Regions from separate parts of the Homo sapiens genome. Here region 1 is linked to region 2. A link is an interaction called in ENCODE POLR2A ChIA-PET data of the cell type or tissue named here. Cell type or tissue: PC-9. All regions are shown on one strand.

Region 1 (5,000 bases), 650 kb before region 2:
CACTTACTGCATTTTCACCTTCCTTTCCCATTACATTCCTCAAGTGGACTTTTTCTGTCACTTCCCAAAACTCTCAAGTTGCTTAATTTCTCAGTTTTCCTGGGAGCACTGTTGTTATTAGCTGTGTCTTTAGCCCGTACAAAATCCTTTCATCCGTCCTATTTCTGAGAGTCAGACCTAGGGCCAATAGAGGGAAGACTTTATAGTCAGAAGGAATCAGGTTTAAATGCCTGCCAGCTATTACCTGTGTTAACATTAAAAAGCTGATAAATCCTATAGGGACTTACTGTCCTCATCTATGAAATAAAGTGATACTTGCCTTGTAAAATTCTTATTTGTAGAACAGTCAATTTTCAATACATATCCTTTTTTATACTCTTATTTATGTTGCCTCCCTCATTCCTGACTTTATTATTTGCAGGCTTCTTTTGTTTCTTTGCCCATGAATATCGCATTCTTTCATTTAACCCCATTGTTACTGCCCAGATGTGGCAAGCACTCCCCTTCCAGGTGATTTCCCCCACAGCTCCCCAGTTATCATTATTAAGAACTATGAACTTGAAAGGTACAAAGTGGTTTGTCATGTTTATGTCTTATTTATATTTTTGGATGATCTGGCATTGAATGTATGAAAATGTTTGTCTTTAATCTTTAGTTCTCTACTGTAAATAGTAGAACTTTGTACTGATTCTTGATAACCCTGTTTCCCATCATTGTTTTGCCTAATGGTTGGACAACAAATAGTTGTCTCCATTCTCATATAGCTGGAAAAGAAAACGGCCTTTAAAGTGAAGACTAGTATTTGGTAGTGCTTTAGTGCCTTGTTATTCTAGGCATGGTCCTGGGATCATCAGCATCAGTGTTTGCATGGGAGCTTGTTAGAAATGCTGAGTCTCAGGCCCTAGCTAGACCTGGTGAATCTGAATGTTATATGATCCCCAGGTCATTGCTATGCACAGCAGATTTTGAGAACTGCTTTACAGCCCATTGATTAAAAGAAGTGAAAGCGATTTTTGAACTGGAAAAAAGTCAGAAAGATAGAGGCAATATTTAAATGTCATTCATGAACTAGGGAATGTTGGGAGTAGGGGAGAACTGAAAAGAAGTCTGAATTTTGAAACCTCCCATAAGGTAAATGATAAACTGATTGCCAATATAAGGGACAACTGATGAAATCTAAAGGTAGATTTTTCTGCTTAGAGCTGAACTGAAGCCATGAAAAATGTTGTTAGTAACTAGCCTGATGTTTTAAAAAAAGAATTACCAAGTGACATATTTCTAGATTAAAAGGAAATATTAAAACTGGCTTTCAATATTTAAAGCTTACTTAACTAGTAACACTTGCTTGACACTGACTCATGTCATTTTATTTCATTCTTCTTTTGATCCATGCAAATAGTTACAAGATTTAAGATATACTATCATGTCACTTTTTTGAATAGATTAGATAAAAGAATTTTTTAATACTGGGTGATAAACCCTATGGCCAAGGCTTCACGATACTTGCAATAAAGCAGTGAATCTAGGCAAGAAGAAAGCCATATTTTCCTTTTTAAAATAATGAAAATGCATTATTTCTACCTACTATTTCAATATTGTGCTCACTGATAATTAATGAGAAGTCTTGTGGCCACTTATTTGAGGTATTTCCCTGCATGCAGGAGTTGTCCATATTAATTTTATTTACAGGATCAAAAAGTGACAAACCATCAGTATTGCTTCCCCTTTGATTATTAAGATGCGAAGGATATCATGAGAAGTATTAACATAAAATCAAAGTAGTCCTTTTCTGCTTTATTTTAAATTTGCTCAGGTTTTTTTTTTCTTTTTCTTTGCTTTACATTTAAAGAACTAGGTTCCTTTCCCATACTTGGTATGTAGTACATCTTTTTTCTCCGAGTTAATTCTCCAAGTCTGGTCTGTCAGCCAGTATAAACAACACTTGATGAATGAGACTCAAGGTGTTTAGTCACCTGAAGCAGCTGTTTGAAGTAACTCTACACACAGCCTGAGGCCTGTGTTTTCACAGCTGTGAGAACTCTTCAAAAGCTTTCCCTCTTGGCCTAGCTCTTTGCTGTGGCTTTAAACTCTTAGCGCAAAATCTGGACTATTTCAAAAGAGCAGAATGAAACTAGAGACAGTAATTTTGCACGATTTCAAGCCAAAAATGGCCTAAAATAAATAAATGAAGTACATTCGAAAGTGCTTTACCTAGGTGGGCTATATATCTGAGAATTGTTCTCCTTCCTACGTACCCATATACTCTCTTAACAGGGAGATGTGTGGCTGAAACACTATGCTCTGTTTATATGGCAGTATTTTCATTTTCTTTTCTGATTCTATGACACTGAGGCTAAAATCTTATGAGCTTGGAACTATATGTACCTGAATTAAGCTCAGGGAATTGCTGGATGTTTGATAGAGTTCCAGGCTCATAAATCGACCTAAGGTGATTAAAAAATGGCATTCTTTGCCAGCCTGCTTAGGTGATTCACGCTTTTGAAGTTCCTCTGATGTCTTCTATTGGCCTGGCAGACTTAACTCATGGAGCAAACTTAATGTAACCACTGTATTTGTTATAAGGCTTCAGATTTGCTTGAGCTTATTTCAACAACAGCTGTTTTTCACCATTTTATATATAATAAAAAAGACATAGTTGCTTCTCACAAAGAATCATGAACTTCTCTACTAGAAATATGTAAGGACCATTTTTATTCAGAATGACAATCATGTTTTTTGTTCGTTTTAATTTAGGGATTTGATTTCTGAATTTGGAAAATGACTATTTCCTTTTTGGAGCTACTTGGCACCATGTCAAGTGAATAAAACTTGCCTTTTATACAATTTTCATGTGATGAAAATATTCTTCCAACTAGTCTCCTCTACTTAATTCAGGAGAATCATATGTATAGTTTATTCATTCACCTACAAATATGTATTGTGTCTGACAGATGCCAAGAACTAGATTACTGAGAATATAGAAGATATACATGGTACTTGCCACCACATGGGTTAATATCTAATGGGAAAAAAAAGATGCATTACATAAGTAACAAAATAAATGAGTGTCTTACAATCAAGAGAAGTCCTACAAAGGAAGGATCAGGATACCCTGAGAGCAAAAAATTCCCAATGTCATCTATCTTAATTTGTCTGAGGTCTTTGATTTTAAGATCACATTAAAATCAAAATAGATAATAAACTTTTATTATATTATCATCTTAGTGCATTGGTTATTAGAAGAAACTCTACTTTTAATCATTGTGGTTTTCATACTGACACATATGGTACTTTGACTCTTACGTGTTTTTTAATCATGTTAAAATTTAAATTCATTTTTATTATCCTCAAATACATATATAAAATATTCAGAGTACCTGACATAGAATTGAGACTCTATGAAATTTATGCCACTTTGTTTAGCCATAGCTCCTGCTCTGAATGAGTTCCTAAGACACAGGTGGAGGTAGGTTAAATTCATCCATTCATTTCTTTATCTGTTCATTGCTCAATTATGGACTGCCTAATCTATGCCGTAATTGTTTCTGGGAATACAAAAATGAATAAATTACAGATCTTGTATTTGTGACCTAATAACAATTTCTGTAACTGATGAACCCTAAAGTTCTGATGGCCTTACAGGAGTGGACACATTATAGCTTAAGGGTCACTGCCTGGTTTTGTTCACCACTTGCCCTAAGAATGACTGTTTCTTTTTTTAAATTATTGAAAAAAGAATCAAAACAAGAATACTATTTCATGATGAATGAAAATTATATGAGCTCCAAATTTCAGTGCTGTGAATAGTTTTATTGGCCCACAACCACATCAATTCATTTACATATTGTCTTTAGCTACAATGGCAGAGATGTGTAGTTGCAACAGAGGCCACAGGACCCACACAGCTGAAAATATGATCTAGTTCTTTGTAGAAAAAATTTCTTGAGTCCTGACCTAACATAAGAAAAGTTTATTTCTTATTTACAAAGCAGTTGTCCCGAGCCACAAGTGTTCCTCCTCAAAATAGTGATTCAGGGACCAAGAGTTTGTCTACTTCTGGTTTCTGGTAGCTGTCTTTAACATGTTGTCTCACAATTGCTGTGCTTATTTGCAACAGGCTATAGGGAAAAGAACATAGAGAATGATGTATGAGCAATTTTTTTGAACCAGGCCTGGAAATGGTACACATTGATTCAGCTCACAATGTTTTAGCTGGAACTCAATCCTGTAGCCACACTTAACTGGAGGTGAGACTGGGAAAAACAATCTAGCTATATGACAAGGAATAAGAGGAAAAAAGATTTAGGCATCAGCTACCAGCCTCTGCTATAATCTTTTCCCTAAAACGTCTTAACAATTAGAGACAAACAAATATGTAAACAAATTATATTATCCTGTTGATTTACTTAGTAGAGTTATACTACAGGAATGGTAGAGGCAGGGAAAGGGAATTATTTAAAGATTTCTAAGAGTGGTGAAATCAAGAAATTTACTGCAGAGGAAAGATAGAATATCATGTAAAAAACATAACATGATAATATAAGTTCCATCATAGAAGTTTATATAGAGTGCTAAAGAAACTTGGAAATGCTAGCAGGAATGTCTAACTTTGCAAGGGTGAATCAAGGAAGTATTTACAGAGGGGCTGTTATTTTTATGATGAAAACAGCCAATTACTGTTTATTGAGCACACATTAAGTTTAAGACATAACAGAAAATTTCCATGTACTAAATACCTTGTCAATCACCACAGATTTATTAGGTAGTTTTTATCCTCTATTTTATCAATTAAAATACTAAGATGAATTAAATTATTTCTGAGTTTATATTTCTAACAAATTGGGACTTTAAGTCATATCTTTCTGAGTCCAAAATTTACGTCCTTGACTAAATTGTTATATTGTATGTAGAGGAAGACAAATAGGAAGGGGTCACTCCTTGGAGAAGGTAATTTGTATATGTATAATGGGGTTTGATAAAATAGAATACTGAAGAACAGT
Region 2 (5,000 bases):
AGTCAATGTTTAATATATCATCACAGCAATGCATTATAATTCTAGTATGGCTGGCACAGCCAAAGTAACATCACTCTGATGTCATATTAGACTCTGGCAAAGAGCCACAATGAGCATGAAAGTTTAGCCATTCTGAGAAGCATTTCTAGTTTTTTTTTTTTTTTTCAAATAAATGATTAACATTAAGCAAACTAAAGAAACAACACATTTGAAGAAGTGGAGGTCATTTTCCAACTGTTACTTCATAGTGTACACTGGATGCATGCCAGAGAGACAGAAGGGAAAGTCCTGTCATAAAATATGTTTCAATAAATTATTAATTTTTTCATAGGCAGGCTAAAGATTTAGAAGGAAGATGGCATTTTCCAACTAGGCCATAGGCTTATTGAGGTTAAAACTCTTTTTCTTTTGCCCAACATTGCAATATGGATGAGTCTTTGCTCTAGCTTATCGTAACTGCAGTGCCCAATCGATATTTAAATCCTGAAAGATCAGCAATAATGGATGCAAACTGAACAGATCAATATTTAGCCTTTTGTGGACTGTAACTTTTATCTTAGCCCCAATTACTCCATGGCACAAGAGTTGATTTTCAATGTCTTGGGTGTTTGGAATCTCACTAATTTTAATTTTAATTTTAAATGTTAAATAATACATTGTGAGACACTTGTAGAAATAATTGTTAATAAAAATATTCAAAACATATGCTTAAATAGGTTCAATGTCTTTTCAGTACCATTTAATAATCATAAATTTCAATTGTGACATGTATATCATTTTTTTTAATTAGAGGGTATCAGATTATTTTTAAATCCATGAAAAGATATTTCCTTGTAATGTCCTTTGGCAATATTGCATGACTACTTGAGAATGATTTGACCAGTTTATCTTTTTAGGATAAAAACTAATTACAGATCTGATATAACATTAACGTTTAAATATTATTTAATTTATTCAGGTATCACAGTATAACTAATCAAATGTGATCATTTGTCTTTGCAGTTCTATAAAGGATCTTAAGGAAATCAAGATTCTGAAGAAAGAAATAACTTTCTCTAGAAATAGCAATTCTCATTTATCACTCAGACCATTTATTCATAAATGTGAGCTCTATTCCCAAATGCCCAAACTTATCTGATGCTAACAAAAAAAAAAACACTGTAACTTTTACCGCTAAGTAAATTAGAACATTTGCTATGAAGAAGTACAAAGTACTCATTCTTTTTTTTTTTTAGGACTTCTCAGTGTATGTGTGCATATTGCCTCAGAATTTAAAAAGAGAGGAGGTGAAAATTCCACTTGATGGAAACACATTAAGGTTGATTACGGCTTAAAAACTGACAAAACACAAAAAGCAACCACCTGAAGAACGTGAAAAGTAGATGACAACAGTAGAACTGGGAAAGACATGAAAACTTGAGGAACAACCAATATGGTCATGTTTGGTTTCATGTAGTTTTTTTTTTTTTTCTTCTTTAGCTCCCCATTGCAAGACAAATAAATCGAAATCTCTTAGTAATCTCTTTCTGGCTAGCAGACCAGGGGGATAAAAAAGCCCTCTATGAGCTGAAGAGAGTAAAGAGAATTGTTTTTCTTCTCCTGTTGTTTGTTTGTTTGTTTTTAACCTTCTAAGTTCCACACCAAATCCAGTCCTGTCACAGAACGGCAATGCAGTAGTGTAGCAGTGACACAAGTACCTAATGACATAAGAAAAAAAAAGTCATCATTCTAGAATCAGAAATGGAGAATGGGGTCCCCTTGCAGAAGATTTCCAATTTTTTCTCTATATTGTCTTTCTTTGCTTGCCCCGAAAGGTAGGCCCAGTTATATGGAACTGCACACCAGCTTGGGAGGCTAAAACACTGAGAGAATCTCATGATTTTGTCTAGACGAACCAGAACAAACCAGCTCATAGATACTGGAGTGTGTGGGAGAGATCTCAGAGAGGAGTGGAGCTGAAGAAAGATACCTAAATTTGTATATGAACCAACACAAGTTCTAAGCTCATCCTAAGCTGTCCATGTACAGAACATACCCTGAAAGCAGAGCAGAAGATTTGGAAAGTGAGTTACTATATTAAACCTGTGCCCAAGTTCTAGCTCATCCTCTGAGTTGCTCAGATGAGAGGCAGATGCAAAAAATATAGTAGGCACTTTAAAAATTGAACTTACTTTAGATTCACTAACTACAAAAGGCAGTTTGACTTGTATTCTGTACTTAAGTTGATTGTCTGCTAAAACTAATGAACAAAACTCAATAGCGTCCACTGGATTTTAAAAAAACCCAGTTTCTCACAACATAGCTTTCCATATGTCCAAGATACAATCCAAAGTAACGCAAACTATCAAGAACCGGGGAAATATGACCAACAATCAAGAGACAGACAATCAATAGATGACAATCCTGAGATGAACCAGATGTTGGAATTACCAAAGACTTTAAAGAAGTATTATAATCATATTTTATGAAATAAACATGAGCAATTCAAATGAACAGAAAGTTGGAGAAAGAGAAACCATAAAACAGAAGCAAATGAAAATTTTAAGACAGAGAAATTTGCTCATTTTCCAATGTGTAAAATAAAATTACACATTGGAATACTATTTAGCTTGTAAAAAGCAGGAAGTTCTGTCATTAGTGACAACACGGATGAACCCAGAGTACCTTATGCTTGGTGAAATAAGCCAGGCACAGAGAGAAAACTACTGTATAATCTTACTTATATGTGAAATCTAAAAAAAAGAACTAATAGAAGTAGAAAACAGAGTGGTGGTTACCAGAGGCTGGGGTGTGGTGGGATGGAGGAGTGGACAGGAAAAGGGTAATGTTTGTCAAAAGGTTCAAAGTTTCAGTGGAATAGGAGAAATAGGTTCCGCTGATTGATTGCATAGCATGGTGACTACAGTTAGTAATAATGTATTGTGTATTTCAAAATAGCTAAAAAATGGATTTTAAATATTCTCATCATAAAGAAATGGCAAGTATTTGAGCTGATGAATATGGTAAAAATCTGATTTTTTCATTTGATTGAAGCATCACATTTTGTTTGCCTCAATATATATATAATTATTATTTGTCAATTAAAAATAAAGAAAACTTTAAAAATAAATAATAAATCATTGGAAGGGATGAATAGCAGAACGAAGATGACAGAGGAAAAAACAGTAAAATTAAACAATAGAAATTATCTAACCTGAACAGCATAATGAAAAAATATAGAAAATACAATGAACACAGCCTTAGAAACCAGTGGAATAATATTTAGATATCTAACATTTTTGACATTGGATTTCCTGAAATAGTGGATAAAAGATTTTTTGCACAAAGTGTATTTAATGAAACTGTGGTTGAAAGCATCCCAAACTTGGCAAAAGGCATATATTTTTACATAGATAGACAGATAGATAGATAGATAGATAGATAGATAGACAGATATAGACAGATAGATAGATATGCAAGAAGCTCAACAAATTCCAACTACAATTCTCTTAAAAGTATTTGCACACAGAGAGCTCCAAAATATAAGAAATATTAAAAACAGATAAAATTAATAGGGGAAATAGAAAAATCCACAGGTTTAAACACTCTTGTCTGTATAATTGATAGATAATTGATAGAACAAAGAGAGAATATTTGCAAGGATATAAAAAATTATAACAATACCGTAAACAAATTAGAACAGAAGTTGGCAAACTATGGCTTATCAATCAAATCCAGACCACCACATTTTTGGTATGGTCTACAAGGTAAGAATGTTTTTCATACTTTTAAATAGTTGCCTTTTAAACGGTTCTATAAGTATCTACATAATGTCCTCAATTTTGCCTCTTGGTCTGCAAAGCCTAAAGTATTTACTGCTTAATAAAAAGTTTTCCAATCTCTGAATGAGAGCTTGATTGACATTTATAGAACATGCCACTTAACCACCGCTGAAAAATGTAAAAAAAAAAACAAAAAAAAAACACAATATTCTTTCAAGTACTCATTGACTAGTCATTACAATGGACCATATTCTTAACCACATAACAAACCTTAAAAAATTAGTAGAATTAAAACCAAATATAATATGTTCCATGATAATATCAGCATCAGTATAGAAATCAGATTAACCAAAATATACCTGAAAAATCCCCAAATGTGTTAAAATTAAACAGCACACATGTACAGTCAGTGGATATAAGAGTATGTCTCAAAGAAAAATTAAAGCATTTTTAATTACAGTATATCAAATGAAGCTAAAGCAGCATTAAGACAGACATTTATGGTAGTAAATGTTTATACCAAAATATTATAGGTCTTAAATAAAAAACAGGAACATCCACCTTGAGAAACTGGAAAAAGAAAAGCAAATTAAACCCAAAGTAAGCCAAAAAATGAAAAGAATAAAAGTAAGAACAAAAATAATGATGTAAAAACAAAATAGAAAATATTTAATAGAAGAAATGGTATTATCTTAGTAAATATCAGGAAAATATGTAAACTACTATTGAAACTGACAAGAAAAAAGAAGACTCAAATTCATAATATTAAAAAGGAGCTATCACTATTAATGCTAAAGATATAAAAGATGAATACAAGCATGTTACACACAAGCTTAAAAATCATTCTTAGAAGAAATTTTAAAAGATCAAAATATTTGTAAACATTCCATATTCATGAATCAGAAGACTCAATTTTGTTAAGATGGCAGTACTAACCAAGTTGATCAACAGATTTAATGTAATTCCTATCAAAACCCCAGCTTTCTTCATAGAACTTGACAAGTTGATCTTAAAATTCTTATGAAAAATCAAGTCACCTAGAAAAGCCAAAATCTTGAAAAGGAAGACCAAAGTTGGACAACTTATACTTTAGAATTTTAAACTTTAGTAGAAAGCTACAGTAATCAAGATAATGTGGTACTAGCATATAGGGTAGAATATAAATCAATGAAATGAATTTGAGAGCCAGAAATTAACCTTTGCATATATGGTCAATTGATTTTGATAAGGGTATCAAGA

What was found. ChIA-PET counts read pairs that join two places held together with the same protein. Peaks named below come from ENCODE experiments on the same cell type or tissue, not always from the same donor. Only the 100,000 strongest peaks of a DNase experiment are listed, where the experiment ranks them.
Region 1: POLR2A ChIA-PET joins it to region 2 with 10 read pairs; 2 of 35 experiments call an interaction of 5 or more read pairs at or near these places.

The regions. Positions count from the first base shown.
Region 1 is chr2:145,561,945-145,566,944 of GRCh38, forward strand. No RefSeq gene overlaps it. Among named protein-coding and RNA genes, the nearest start is that of LINC01966, 680 kb to the left of the region's middle. In PC-9, no CTCF peak of the experiment used is centred here; a DNase peak (open chromatin) is centred at 1,977.
Region 2 is chr2:146,214,380-146,219,379 of GRCh38, forward strand. The region is part of intron 2 of LOC105373667 (a long non-coding RNA gene); the gene reads right to left. Among named protein-coding and RNA genes, the nearest start is that of LINC01911, 620 kb to the right of the region's middle. In PC-9, no CTCF peak of the experiment used is centred here; no DNase peak of the experiment used is centred here.